Linked DNA regions of Homo sapiens: region 1 is linked to region 2. Evidence: chromatin contacts called from ENCODE Hi-C or POLR2A ChIA-PET data. All regions are on one chromosome and are shown on one strand. Each heading gives the region's core, a stretch centred on a gene start or an enhancer-like site at or near the end of the contact. The rest is flanking DNA. Distances are from core to core; before and after follow the strand shown.

Region 1 (7,184 bases), core at 4,183-6,682, 3.9 Mb before region 2:
GCAATATGTTTTTTCTGTCACTCTGAGACAGTATGATACAATATGTGTTAAATACTAGTTTAACTTATGCCGTCTTTTGAATTCTTCTTTTGGAAACTTCTGTTTACAAATGTGATTTATAGTGTAGTGGGAATGAATAGGTAGGCAAATTGTATTTTTCATTTTGTGAATGAGTATATATAGATTTGTAAATATAAGCTTTCTGTATTTTATAAATGGAAAACAAATACACTTTCAGAATGTAATTGTATCAGTAGATAACAAATGTTCATTTATTACAAATGCTCAGAGTTCCAGAAAAATATCATCATATGTATAAATGAAAGATAAATGTATTAGATGTCTTCATAAGTTCTAAAACATATTCTGATATTTTAACCACCTTCTGGTTTGTAGAATAAAATGGTCTGAAAATAAACTACTTTAAAATATATGAACTATAATGCAACCCTTAATGTAATGGCATAGTTAACTTAGTATTCTTTCTCATTATAATATTTCCATAATACCCTGTTGTTTTTCTTTTCATCGTATTTATATCCTGTTATAATTATTTGTAGTGATTAAGAGTTTACACTGCCTGAATTCAATCTCAGCCCCACCACTAACTGGCTTGTGATCTTTAACAAGTTTCTTAACCTCTCTAACCTTTTTTTAAGAGTTTTCTCATATATAAAATGAGTGTCATAATAGTACTTTGGTCATTCATAAGATTGTAGGAATTCAATGAAATAATGCATGTAATGTACTTATTGCAAAACTTGTGCATAATAATTTGTATCTTGGATAAAGACTGAGACTACTAGATTGTGAGCTTTCTGAAGACGGGTTGGCTGTGTTTAGAGAACTTCATATCTCCAGCACAGAGCATAGTTCCCCTTAGTATGTTGTGTAAGCTGTGTTGAATTTATATTTGTAAACTAAAATATTGTTTCATTTTTTTCCAACAGTTTTAACACAGGCTAAGCGGTATGCTTTTTTTATGCCAACTCTGCCAAGTTTGGTCTCTTTTTGTCGAGCATTTCCTCCATTGTATGAGGATATTATGTCTTTGCTGATCCAAATAGGGCAAGTTTGTGCCTCTGATGTTGCCACTCAGACAAGAGACATTGATCCAATTATTACACGTAAGTGGTAACTTATTTTCAAGGGTTATCTTAATATCTCAAACAAAAAGGCCAAATTCCTTTCCAAATTTCTTGGCCTTAATGTTTTTTTTCCCTTATGTTGTAGGTCTTCAACAAATAAAGGAGAAACCAAGTGGATGGTCTCAAATCTGTAAAGATTCATCTTATAAAAATGGATCCAGGGACACTGGAAGCATGGATCCTGATGTACAGCTCTGTCACTGTATTGAAAGAACAGTAATTGAAATAATAAATATGAGTGTTAGTGGAATTTAAAACAAAATTTAAAACAACAAAAAGTTGTTTGCTGCATATACCCAACATGAATCTGCATATTAGTAACAACTCTAAACTGAATGGGAACAGTAAAGTATTGTCTTGGAATCACTAAAACAATTCAATTCAACATGAGTATAGTTTAGAACTTTATGAGAATTATGCTTGCTTGTTTCTGATTGGCACATCTTTGGATCTACTTTGCTGATATGTTTCTATTGTAGCAGCTGAGCTTTTTTTTTTTCCACTGGGAACACATGTAAGAAACTCATTATTGGAAAGGGAATTTGGCCTTGTATTTAGCTTTTGAAGTGAAGACTGCCATGCCTTTAATTTCTTATAAAAATGAGTCTGTGGGTAGCCCTAGTGTTTATTTTAACTGTGAGCTTGTAACAGAATGTGACAAAGATGCAAAGATGGGAGAGGAAAAAAGGGTAAAGGGAAAGGAGAATTAAGGAAATAATAGGAGTTAAAAACACAAGTAGAAATCTCAAAGATTTGCAGTGCAAGTAATAGTAATGCAAGTTGGAATTCTAGTTCTCAAGAAAGAGTATTGAGAAGACTTTTAAAAAGGCAAGTAGCTTTTGTAAATGATTTCTGTGGAAATACAGATGAGGATTTAAAGATTTCACATATTTGCTTCAATTTTTATTAATATATGAAGCCATATGTTTAAAGAGATACTTGAATAATTTGGAATTTTAAGATACTGGTGTAAAAGTGTTTACAGAAACATCTTTGTTCAAAGAAGAACCTGAGAGATCTCATTTAGTTTTATGTTTTAAATTTATTTTTATAATGCTTTATTAACTTACCTAATGCTCAGAGGGGGGAAATATGTATCAAATTAAATGAAGGTAGAGCAATAAAACCCACTGGATTAAAGAGCTCTTGGTTTGTCATCAGGATTATAATTCATATCTTACTTTGAGAAGATCTTTGAGTAAGAAAATGCAGTGTTTGAACCTGAGGAAAAGTTAAAGTGTAGAAAATATTGTCTTGCCGAAGGATTTTGCAGTCCTCTGTCAGTAACTTCCATTGATTAGGCAGACATATTCAGGTAAACCCTAATCATTAAAAAAAAATTATCAATGTAGAAAGTAATTCCCTTTTTTCTCTCTGAGATATACCTCAATCACACACTTCCCCACCCCCACTTGAAACAGACCTCTTCACTTGTGTTTTTTTTTTTTTTTTCCTGAGGTGGAGTCTTCCCCTGTTGCCCAGGCTGGAGTGCAGTGGGATGATCTTGGCTCACTGCAACTTCTGCCACCTGGGTTCAAGGGATTCTCGTGCCTCAACCTCCTGAGTAGCTGGGACTGCAGGCACGCGCCACCTGTATTTTTGTATTTTTAGTAAAGACGGGGGTTTGCCATGTTGCCCAGACTGGTTTTGAACTCCTGGCCTCAGGTGATCTGCCCACCTTGGCCTCCCAAAGTGCTGGGATTACAGGTGTGAGCCACCGCACCTGGCCAGACCGCTTCACTTGTAAAAGAAATTAGGCTAATAAGAAGGTGTAGTTTTTGAGAAATGAAATTTAACTTTAGCCTTTTCACTAGTAAATAGTCACATCTCATTTTCTTCCTTTGTAAAATGGGGTTACTACTGGCCCTACCTCATATTCTATGAGAATGAGTTTGTAGCTGTTTCAAATCATGAAGTGCATAGTATCACATGTGATAGAATATTTATAACTTTTTATTAGATGCTTAATGTTCAATTAAGTAATTTTGATGTGAAAAATAAAAGTAATAAAAGTATCTTAAAAATAGCATAAGAATTTTCATATTTTTAAACAAGGCAGTTTTGTAGTCCCTTAAGATTAAATACAACTGCTCCTTTTTTTTTTAAACTGAGGCCTTGCGATATTTTGTGTGAATAGATATGCCCTAGGAGTTCAGAAAAAGTTAAAAGTATGTTTTCTAATTAAATGCAGTGCACATTCCTGGATCAATATTCAAAGACTGGTCATAACCTGCTGTGTTAAAATAATCACATATGCTCTTTTTCATCAGATTTGTTGATGATGTAAATAAAATGTGTAAATATATTAGTAAATGTTAATATTCATGTATTTTAAGTTAAGGTTATAAAATTTGTCACAATGTGTTTTTTTATTCAAGTGAAAACAGATGTGTGCAGCTATTTTGAATATTGGTTTATAAACATTCATATTCTTTATCAAACGAACCTGTAGTTTTTGTGTTTCATTCCACTAGAGTTAACCTGAAGGGAACGGTTCAAGGGACTGTATTCGAGGTCTGTATGGCTCCAGGGCCTACGTGTATCCCTTTCTGTTATGCCACATACATTAAATGGCAATGCAAGGTGAGAGCCAGTTGAAACTCTTAGTAATTTAGGAGAGGAAAATGAGAGTAGTTATACTAGAGCAGTTACTCAAAAGAGTTGATTTTTTTTTTTTTTGAGACGGAGTCTCGCTCTGTCTCCCAGGCTGGAGTGCAGTGGCGCCATCTCGGCTCACTGCAAGCTCCGCCTCCTGGGTTCACGCCATTCTCCTGCCTCAGTCTCCCGAGTAGCTGGGACTACAGGCGCCCGCCACCACGCCCGGCTAATTTTTTGTATTTTTAGTAGAGACGGGGTTTCACCGTGTTAGCCAGGATGGTCTTGGTCTCCTGACCTGGTGATCCGCCTGCCTCGGCCTCCCAAAGTGCTGGGATTACAGGCGTGAGCCACTGCGCCCGGCCAAGAGTTGATGTTTTAAAAATTATAAAAGAGAAATGACAATTTGAAGGTATTTTTAAGGATTTATTTTTAAACATTATCCTTCCTTTCATTGTCTTAACAGTAAATTACTTCATCTTTGCTCATTCATATGTATTTTCACATTACTGAATCCCTAACACCCAGTTTGGGGTTTGCTTTGCCTTTTTTCACTTAACCTTATATGGGATTTTTTCTTGCAAGTTTAATTTTTATAAGTTTATTGGCTTCATAATGTATTGAATTCATCTGTCATAACCACCTCCATATTACTAGACTGGGAAGTTCATAATTTTTTTCAGTATTACCAATAGATATTATTGTCAATTGCGGTATCACATTTTCTTTCGTTTAGATTACGTCTTTAGGATAAATATCTGGAGCTCAGATTACTAGGTCAAAGGGTAGAGTTTATTTTTATGACTACAAGTTTTGTCATTTTTGGTAAGATATATCACAATTGACAATGAGGCAAACAAATCAACTAGCCCCCTCCTGCTCTTTCTTCCCAGCAAACTCCTTCCCCAAACTAGTTACTTGAATTTGAGAAACAGTATGAGGTTTTGCCTTTTGGAGACATTATTATTTGAGCCAAGTTTAGGTTATACAGATTTTTTAAAAAAATAACATGATTTGGCAAGATCATGATGAACCTCCTTTTCTTTGAGTAAATTAAAGTACTACTGGCAAATAATAAACTGGTCTTAGGAGGGATGGAAGGCGGATAAGCCTTAATGGAAGTAGAAGTGATCTGATACTGGAGACCCTGAGAGCTTGTCTCTGGCTTATTTTAGCATCCGGGAAAGCCTTGAATATTATGAAAGATAGATTGTAGCCCGATGTCACAGAGCCTTCTTACTTAAGTTTGGCTCAGCAGTCTGGCAATTCCCGCCTGAGTCTTCGCTATCCTGGCTACTGCAAAGCTGGGTAATTTAAATTGAGTGGCACTGATAAATGCTCAAAGAACTTGGCAAAGCTTAAAGATACTTCCTTTCCGCTGGTCTACGGACGTGAAGAATGAGACTTCCAGTTTCCAAGGAATTTGCTGCATAGACTCTATCGCCGGTTTCAAAAGTCAAACTGAGACGACTTTCTACTTTAAACAAACACTAGGGATTTGCTGGAGTGGCGACAACCTTCCGCCGCGTACCTTGAGCCCTTGTTTTTTTTTTTTTTTTTCGGAGACTTCCATTGGATGCCGAAGTTCTCGCCCCCTCACCTCGCACCGGGACTGGTTGATTCCTGGCCTTGGCGGGTGATTGGTCGAGCTCGCTGGGCTATTGGGCGCTGGGAGTCGAGGGGGCGGGAGGCGGGAATTCGTCTCGGGTTGTGTGGTTGAGGGGTCTGGTGGGTCGAGGAAAGGTAACGGCGGCCCCAGTCCTGCACACAAGGCCGGGGAAGTAGCAGCACCCCCAGGAAGAGGGAGGAGGAAGGGCTCGTGCCCTTTCTTCTCTTCCAGGGCTCCGCTTTATTTGCTCTCAGAAGTCGGTTTCCTTTCCTTTTCTTCAGTGAATCGGAGCTCAGAGCGTTGCTTCGGTTTCCCTCCAGACAGGCAAGTCGGAGGGAAGTCCACGGAAAGGGCTTGAGTTCTTCTGCACAGCCTGCGGGCCCATGGGTGGTGACTGGATCACCAGGGTCTCGGGGATCTCAACTGGCTGGGGGAGGAGGGAGATACGGGGCAGAAAACCTGAGGAGGGAGCCTATCCTTACCTCCTTTGAGCGCAGGCCTGTTCTTAGCCCGGGCGCTGCGTTAATTCTTGGCGGGAGGCAGAGGGGTGTGTTTATCCTTTATGCAATGTTTGGGGGAAGCTACCCCATTTTGACACTATTGTTGCCACAGCCGGGGTACAGGACGGGCTGATTTCTAGATTATATCTGAGTAACTAGGCCAGCGTTGAGTTGTTGATTCATATTAAGAGGTTAGATTCCACCATACCTCATTCTCAGAGCTTTACAGATAGAATCGCAAAATGTTAGAGCTGGAAAATACCCTAGAATAATGGTTCTTCTTTTGGAGCACACAAGCAGTGGTGAATGTTATTATTGGCTTCATAATCTATTGAATTGCTATTTTAACCATCTCTTCGTCCCCAGGTTGAATTTACAATTTTTTCCCACGACTGCAAATAATTCCTTATTTAATAACAGTGCATGTAATTTCCCCCGCTATTTTGATTTCCTTGAGATATATTTACGGGAAGAGAAATCTATGGACTTTTTCTTCAGAAAAATGCAATCATGTACAGAAACTTATGCTTGCAATTTCAAGAGGTCATTGTCTCTGAATTACATCCGTGGATCCTAGGTTAAGAAAAGTGGTTTAGAAGAGGTGAGGATTAAAGTGATCCTCATCTGTATCAGATCCTGGGTTAGGTACATTCTGCCCTGGCTAATTTTCATAAAAACCCTGTCAGGTAAGTAGTAGTATTTCAATTCCATATATGGAGAAACAAGCTCTGAGAAGTTAAGTGATTCACACAGTGGAATTCAAACTTAGGATTGCCTTACTCCAAAGCCCATCCTGTTTCTATAATACTCTACTGATCTTCAAATAACATTTTTGAGTGCCTACTATGTGCCAAGGCATTCTCTTTCTTATAACAGCCTTTAAATTAAATTAGGGGTTATCACAGGTAAGGATCTTAGACTAGAGAAGTAAAAAGATATGTCAAAGATAACATACCTGAGTCAAAGATAACATACCAGGCAGTATACCAAAACCTGGTATAGAACCTATGCTTCCTGACTTCTGGTCAACAGCTTTTTTCTTCTAACTGGAGGACTGCAGAAAGGGGTAACACAAAGGGGAAGAACTGGAGAAAGAGTGATGCTACGGAGTTGTAGAGAGAGAGGCCTCAGGAACTTATTTGTTTCTGTAGGTTGATTACATCTGATCTAACTGTTACAAGAGCTCATGTTTAATCTGGTATGTACTTTATCATATTTGCACATTATTTCACTTAATCATTACCACAATCCTATGGGGTACATGCAGTCACTGTGGCTTAGAGAAGGTAACTAACTTTCCCGAAGTCACACAACTAATACCTGGCAGAGTGA
Region 2 (7,114 bases), core at 2,917-5,416:
CTCTGGATAACTGGTAACATCCTTAATTGTAATCATCACAAAGCTAACGCCATCCTGCAAGACCTGATAAAACAGCCGTCAAGACTTTTCCTGCCATATACTGACCTCATCATCAACTCCAGAACAGTTGGTTACATTCAAATACAAAAAAAGATGCCAACAGAAATAAGAATGTCCTATTCACTCTCAATTAAGTTTTACTTTGTACTGTGCTGAACTGAACAAAATCAGAAATTACTGCATTAAATTAGACAAGAATAAATCAAAGCAAATTCAGGTTGGGTGTGGTGGCTCATGCCTGTAATCCCAGCAGTTTGGGAAGCCAAGGTGGGCAGATCACTTGAGGTCAGGAGTTCAAGACCAGCCTAGCCAACATGATGAAACCCCATCTCTACTAAAAATATAAAAATTAGCCAGGCGTGGTGGCATATGCCTGTAGTCCCAGCTACTCAGGAGGCTGAGGCACGAGAATCACTTGAACCTGGGTGGAGGATATTGCAGTAAGCCGAGATCCTGCCACTGTACTTCAGCCTGGGTGACAGAGCGAGACTCCACCTCAAACAAACAAACAAAAAGCAAATTCAATTATATTTTTCTGGAATGAAATTACCTTGAAATTAAAAGTACCTATGTGTATTGTCTCATCCCTTCTTAAAATGAACTATCCAATTATAAACTACTGATTTCAGTTATCACTTCAGTTATCATTGACTTATGATTAACAGAAGCTTTGCCTGCATAAATTTAAACTGATGTATAAAAGAACAGAAAGAAAATGTGTTCAGCAAATAACTGTTGAATGAAAGAATCAACAGGCTGCAAGTTTTTAAAAACTCTCCTCTTTTCTGCCATTCACTTAATGGAACAATGCTAGAAACAGTAGATTTGTTGAAATAGTATCTTTTTTGGTCACCTTCTCATTTAAAAACATATCAGGCTCTGGCCAGGCACAATGGCTCATGCCTGTAATCCCCCCACTTTGGGAGGCCGAGATGGAAGGATCGCTTGACTTCAGGAGTTCAAAAGCAGCCTGGGCAACATGGCGAGACCCCATCGCTACAAAAAATACAAAAATCAGTCTGAAGTGGTGATGCATACCTGTAGTCTCAGCTACGAAGGACACTGAGGTGGGAGAATCGCTTGGGTCCAGGAGGTCGAGGCTGCAGTGAGCTGTGATTGCACCACTGCATTCCAGCCTGAGTGAAAGAGCAAGACCCTGTCTCAAAAAAAAAAAAAAAAAAAAAAAAAAAAGCCGGCCAGGTGCAGGGGCTCATGCCTGTAATCCCACTACTTTGGGAGGCCAAGGCCGGAGGATCACTTGAGGCCAGGAGTTCGAGACCAGCATGGCCAACATGACGAAACCCCGTCTCTACTAAAAATACAAAAATTAGCTGGACGTGGTGGCTCATGCCTGTAATCCCAGCTACCAAAAATACAAAAATTAGCTGGGCATCGTGGCACATGTCTGTAATTCCAGCTACTCGGAAGGCTGAGGCACAAGAATGACTTAGGCCAGGGAAGCAGAGGTTGCACTGAGCTGAGATCATGCCATTGCACTCCAGCCTGGGTGACAGAGGGCAACTCTGTCTCAAAAAAAAAAAAAAAATATATATATATATATATATATATATACACACACACACACAAACACACATCTATATATATACTTAAAGGATGGTCTGAAGAATAGGCAATCTATCCTTCCCTTGACAAATTTCAGAAGTTCTTTTTCCTTTTGGGATCTATGGACTCCTTTAAGAAGTTGATTAAAATTCCAAATCCTCTTCCCAGAAAAAAGTACACACATGCATATAATTTTGTACATGCACACATGCATATAATTTTCGAAAATATTACAGAAAGCTCAAGGATTACCAAAGGTCATCTGTAGATATACCGAGGATCTACGGCCACAAGACCAAGCATCCCTGCTCATTTCAAATTGAATTTGTATTTTGGGGTCACCGAGAAACATTTGTAAAATATATTTCATCAGCTTTTAGAATTAAGAAAACATGTCCTTCTCCTGAATGACCTATTTACTTTTATCCCAAAGGCACTTTGGATTTTGAATACACAATACTTCTGTACCCTTCTTTACCGTGACTTCTGGGAAGACTAAAGTAAAATTTGCAATCTATCTCAACAAATTCAACGGGCTTTCACTGCAGGCATTTTGTATAGTAATTTATGCGTATTTCATTTAATCCACCCCTCATTTTCCCATTCCTCTGATTTCTTACTCTAGCATTTTTTTTGTGTGTGTGTGAGATGGAGTCTTGTTCTGTCACCCAGGCTGGAGTGCAGTGGCGTGATTTCCGCTCACTGCAGCCTCCACCTCCTAAGGGTTCAAGAGATTGTCCTGTCTCACCCTACCGAGTAGCTGGGATTACAGGCACGCGCCACCATACCCAGCTAATGTTTTGTATTTTTAGAAGATACGGGTTTCGACATGTTGGTCTCCGACTCCTGACCTCAGGTGATCCGCCCGCCTCGGCCTCCCAAAGTGCTGGGATTACAGGAGTGAGCCACCACGCCCAGCCTCATCTAGTTTTCATGTTTTATGGTATCTCTGTAAGTTGCCTCACATCCTTGCGGAAAGGGACTACTGTAAATAAATAACATGAAGAAAATTATCCCTTAAATTCAGTGTGTAGATCTGTTATGGCAAATTTATGACTGCAGGGTTTGATTTTAATTTGTTGTTGTTTCCCCCTCCTTTTTTTTTTTTTTGGAGGAGTCTCACTCTGTAGCCCAGGCTGCAGTGCAATGGCGCCATCTCAGCTCACTGCAACCTCCGCCTCCAGGGTTCTAGCGATTCTCCTGCCTCAGCCTCCCGCGTAGAGTGGATTACAGGCGCCTGCCACCAAGCCCGGCTAATTTTTTGTTTTTTCAGTAGAGACGGGATTTCACCATGTTGGCCAGGCTGGTCTCGAATTCCTGACCTCAAGTGATCCAACCGCCTCGGCCTCCCAAAGTGCTGGCGTGAGCCACCGCGCCCAGCCTGATTTGAATTTTAATTCATTAGCGACGTTTAAAAATCCCAGGATTTCACATAAAAATCCAGATTTCAGACGTCGAAAAAAAATGTAAAATGTTATCTCCCAATGCCGCAGGCAAACAGGATCACAGTCCTGAATAGCAACCGCGGTATCTAGTGGTTACGGTTCTCACATCCATTTTGCTCCATTTTATTACCTGAGAGGACCGGTATTTTCAAAACCTGGTGTATCAGTAACTTTTAGGGAAAACTTTTGAAAAAAGGACTGCACACACGCACCCTTTCTTCCTTCTCGTTCTTTGAAAGGAAACAACAGAAACGATTCATTCTGCAGGCATTCTGCGCTAGTCCCACGGACAGGCGACTAACAAGAGATAAAAAGGTGTGGGTCCCATAGGCGGTACGGTGTTACCCCTTCTGGTTGGCGGGTACCACGTTGCCGGTCGGGATACGGACCCACTGCGACTAGCACTAGGAGTGCTGACCCGAGCTATGCAAAGTTCTGACGAGAAGGCGGAACGGTACTTAATGAAGAGGATTAAGGAATCTAAATCGGTTTCGCTAAATTAGACACATCTGTCTAAGCAGCCACGGTCTATTCGCAGCAGGGGCGGGAAGACAAACCAACGCCCCAGCTCTCCGTTCAATCACCCGCAACTCAGCTCTGGATTAGACGCACCCTACGAAGATACCCGGGTTTCCGGAGCAACCGCCCGGGCCGTCCCCCTTTGGCCCCGCCTCCGAGACTCTTTCCCGCCAAAGGCCGTTATCGCCGCAGAGCATGGTGGGACAACGCTTTAGGCTAGGTTTCACCAAGTGCTTTGAAGGCGCCGAGTTGCTTTCAAAGATCCTCATTCCTGGAGAAATCGACCATCCTTCAAGACCCGACCTGGATGACTAGCTCCTTTAACGAAAGTTCGTTATTTAACTTTTACCAAACGGCTGGTCACTCTGTTCGCAAACCACCCCAAGCTGGGAACGCGGGGGACTTTTTTACCCCCTTCGTGGGGAGGGTGACGTCGCGCGTGCGTGCGCGTGCGCTGAACGTAGCCCTCGCAGCACCCGTTGCGCTCCCGCGCGTGCGTGTTGGGATCGAATCGCTGTTTCCTTCCGCTTCTCTTCCTCTGTCTCCCCCCCATATCCGTGCGCCGAGCTGATAAAGGCGCCATTTTGGAGGGGCCGCGGGAGACGTGGTGCCGCTGCGGGCTCGCTCTGCCGTGCGCTAGGCTTGGTGGGAAGGCCTGTTCTCGAGTCCGCGCTTTTCGTCACCGCCATGTCGGGAGGTGGTGTGATTCGTGGCCCCGCAGGGAACAACGATTGCCGCATCTACGTGGGTAACTTACCTCCAGACATCCGAACCAAGGACATTGAGGACGTGTTCTACAAATACGGCGCTATCCGCGACATCGACCTCAAGAATCGCCGCGGGGGACCGCCCTTCGCCTTCGTTGAGTTCGAGGACCCGCGGTGAGGCGGCATGGGGCTTGCAGCCTTGAGGAAATAGGTCCGAGTAGTTGGGGAAGGCTCCAAGGCCTTAACATAGAGAACGGGGAAGCGGGGGCTCTTAGAGAGGTTGGGGCGAGACTGTATCGCCCATGCAGGAGTCGAGTAAGGAGCTGAGTTGATGTGGCTTCTCTGGCGCCTCGCCTTGGACGTCCCCGGAGCCCATTCGCAGGCTGGAGCGGGAAACTGAGGCGCTGAGGGCTGGTGTAGTGGTTGGGAGCCTGGCGTGTTTCTGGGTGGGGGAGGGGCCATTCCTATTATGCGGCGCATGTGGGCTCTTCCACGTTGGGTGCGCATGTGCGGGGGGTTTGCTGGTTCCCAACTGAGCGAGCTTCTCCTCCTGGTGTTTCTCATCCCTTTTACTTTCTGCGATCCCGCAGAGACGCGGAAGACGCGGTGTATGGTCGCGACGGCTATGATTACGATGGGTACCGTCTGCGGGTGGAGTTTCCTCGAAGCGGCCGTGGAACAGGCCGAGGCGGCGGCGGGGGTGGAGGTGGCGGAGCTCCCCGAGGTCGCTATGGCCCCCCATCCAGGCGGTCTGAAAACAGAGTGGTTGTCTCTGGTGAGTGTACTGGTTGTGTGGATTGATGTGAAGGGACGAAAACTACCTAAAATTTTTCTCTTGCGTGACAGGTTTAATAATTGCAAATTTTTCATGCTAGGTCTTAAATTGCTTTAGTTTTTGGGTGAATTTAATAAACGAGGATTGCTGCTGTGGTGATTTACCAAATTAGGTTGCGGTACTAGATACGAAGATCGTTACAAATAATTTTGGACTCTGGATTCCAGAATCTTACCAGCTCTCTTTACCTGGTATCACTTAAGTACACCTATTAAGTACTTTAAAGTACTCTTTGTCCTAATGTACCTTACCAGCTTAACGTGAAATTTAAGATAATTGGTACTAAGAAAAAAAAAATCACTTTTTCAGGACTGCCTCCAAGTGGAAGTTGGCAGGATTTAAAGGATCACATGCGTGAAGCAGGTGATGTATGTTATGCTGATGTTTACCGAGATGGCACTGGTGTCGTGGAGTTTGTACGGAAAGAAGATATGACCTATGCAGTTCGAAAACTGGATAACACTAAGTTTAGATCTCATGAGGTAGGTTATACACGTATTCTTTTCTTTGACCAGAATTGGATACAGTGGTCTTAACAGTGGAATTTCAAGGTAAGGATTCAGGCAAGGTTGTCCAAGTAAATTGCCAGATTTCTGGTTTTAGTTACATTGTATTCATTCAGCATGTCTGAAGATAGATGAAAGCTTAGATCTTTCAATGGAAAGTTCTGTCTATCCAATAGGGAGAAACTGCCTACATCCGGGTTAAAGTTGATGGGCCCAGAAGTCCAAGTTATGGAAGATCTCGATCTCGAAGCCGTAGTCGTAGCAGAAGCCGTAGCAGAAGCAACAGCAGGAGTCGCAGTTACTCCCCAAGGAGAAGCAGAGGATCACCACGCTATTCTCCCCGTCATAGCAGATCTCGCTCTCGTACATAAGATGATTGGTGACACTTTTTGTAGAACCCATGTTGTATACAGTTTTCCTTTATTCAGTACAATCTTTTCATTTTTTAATTCAAACTGTTTTGTTCAGAATGGGCTAAAGTGTTGAATTGCATTCTTGTAATATCCCCTTGCTCCTAACATCTACATTCCCTTCGTGTCTTTGATAAATTGTATTTTAAGTGATGTCATAGACAGGATTGTTTAAATTTAGTTAACTCCATACTCTTCAGACTGTGATATTGTGTAAATGTCTATCTGCCCTGGTTTGTGTGAACTGGGATGTTGGGGGTGTTTGTGGTTATCTTACCTGGGGAAGTTCTTATGTTTATCTTGCTTTTCATGTGTCTTTCTGTAGACATATCTGAAGAGATGGATTAAGAATGCTTTGGATTAAGGATTGTGGAGCACATTTCAATCATTTTAGGATTGTCAAAAGGAGGATTGAGGAGGATCAGATCAATAATGGAGGCAATGGTATGACTCCAAGTGCTATTGTCACAGATGAAATTGGCAGTATTGACCTTATACTAAAAGGCAGGGGTTAAAAATGATTATATACATTTTCCTTAAAACACTTGCAAACATTTTATTCAGTTGTCTTTAGCTACAATTGCTTTGCTTTTTAAACCTTGGCAATTGTGGCAAAATTATATTGCCCATTTTGTAGCAACTTATTTTGCTCCCTTCCCCCCATTTTTGTTTTAATAGGGACTAATGTGGGAAGAACTGGCTAATTTGTCACAGTGCTTAGTTACAACTGTTAATGTGTGACCTGCTGTTGGTGTACATGTGGGTACAGGGTGTTTTTAAATCCAACAAGATAGAGTATAATATCAATACTGCTAAATCTGCATGTCCTCTGTGTGACTGATAGAGCGTTGCTATTTCATTTTTTTAAGACAAAATGAAAGCAAAATATAGAGTTCCAATGTATTGGTGTAGATAATCTAGTTGGGAATACTTTTAAGTCTCACCTTCCCCTTTAAACTAATATTCATAATTGGTTCATATGTTTAAAAGACTTTAATTTACAAATTAAATTGCAAATGGGAGCATTAGATTTAGTTTTAGACTTAGGTGGGTAGCAATGCCAGTAAAC

What was found. A loop is a pair of places that touch in the nucleus more often than their neighbours do. ChIA-PET counts read pairs that join two places held with the same protein, here RNA polymerase II (POLR2A). Pooled maps may share reads with other maps.
Region 1: a map of naive thymus-derived CD4-positive, alpha-beta T cell shows a loop between it and region 2 (28-fold over the local background). The contact joins the promoter of BRIP1 here to the promoter of SRSF1 in region 2. A Hi-C loop is called at or near these places in 1 of 168 maps with a recorded cell type or tissue (naive thymus-derived CD4-positive, alpha-beta T cell) and 1 of 50 pooled maps. POLR2A ChIA-PET finds 5 or more read pairs at or near these places in 1 of 52 experiments (Panc1).

The regions. Positions count from the first base shown.
Region 1 is chr17:61,861,776-61,868,959 of GRCh38, reverse strand. BRIP1 (BRCA1 interacting DNA helicase 1) reads left to right here and starts at 5,432. Exons shown (of 20, transcript NM_032043.3): 1 at 5,432-5,676. It overlaps INTS2 (integrator complex subunit 2), which reads left to right. Exons shown (of 25, transcript NM_001351695.2): 24 at 951-1,127; 25 at 1,234-3,593. The coding sequence ends at 1,403.
Region 2 is chr17:58,004,298-58,011,411 of GRCh38, reverse strand. SRSF1 (serine and arginine rich splicing factor 1) reads left to right here and starts at 4,166. Exons shown (of 4, transcript NM_006924.5): 1 at 4,166-4,468; 2 at 4,885-5,069; 3 at 5,439-5,611; 4 at 5,812-7,114. The coding sequence starts at 4,275. The coding sequence ends at 6,006. RefSeq lists enhancers at 3,815-3,864, 3,813-4,531, 4,655-4,704, 4,975-5,024, 5,356-6,555.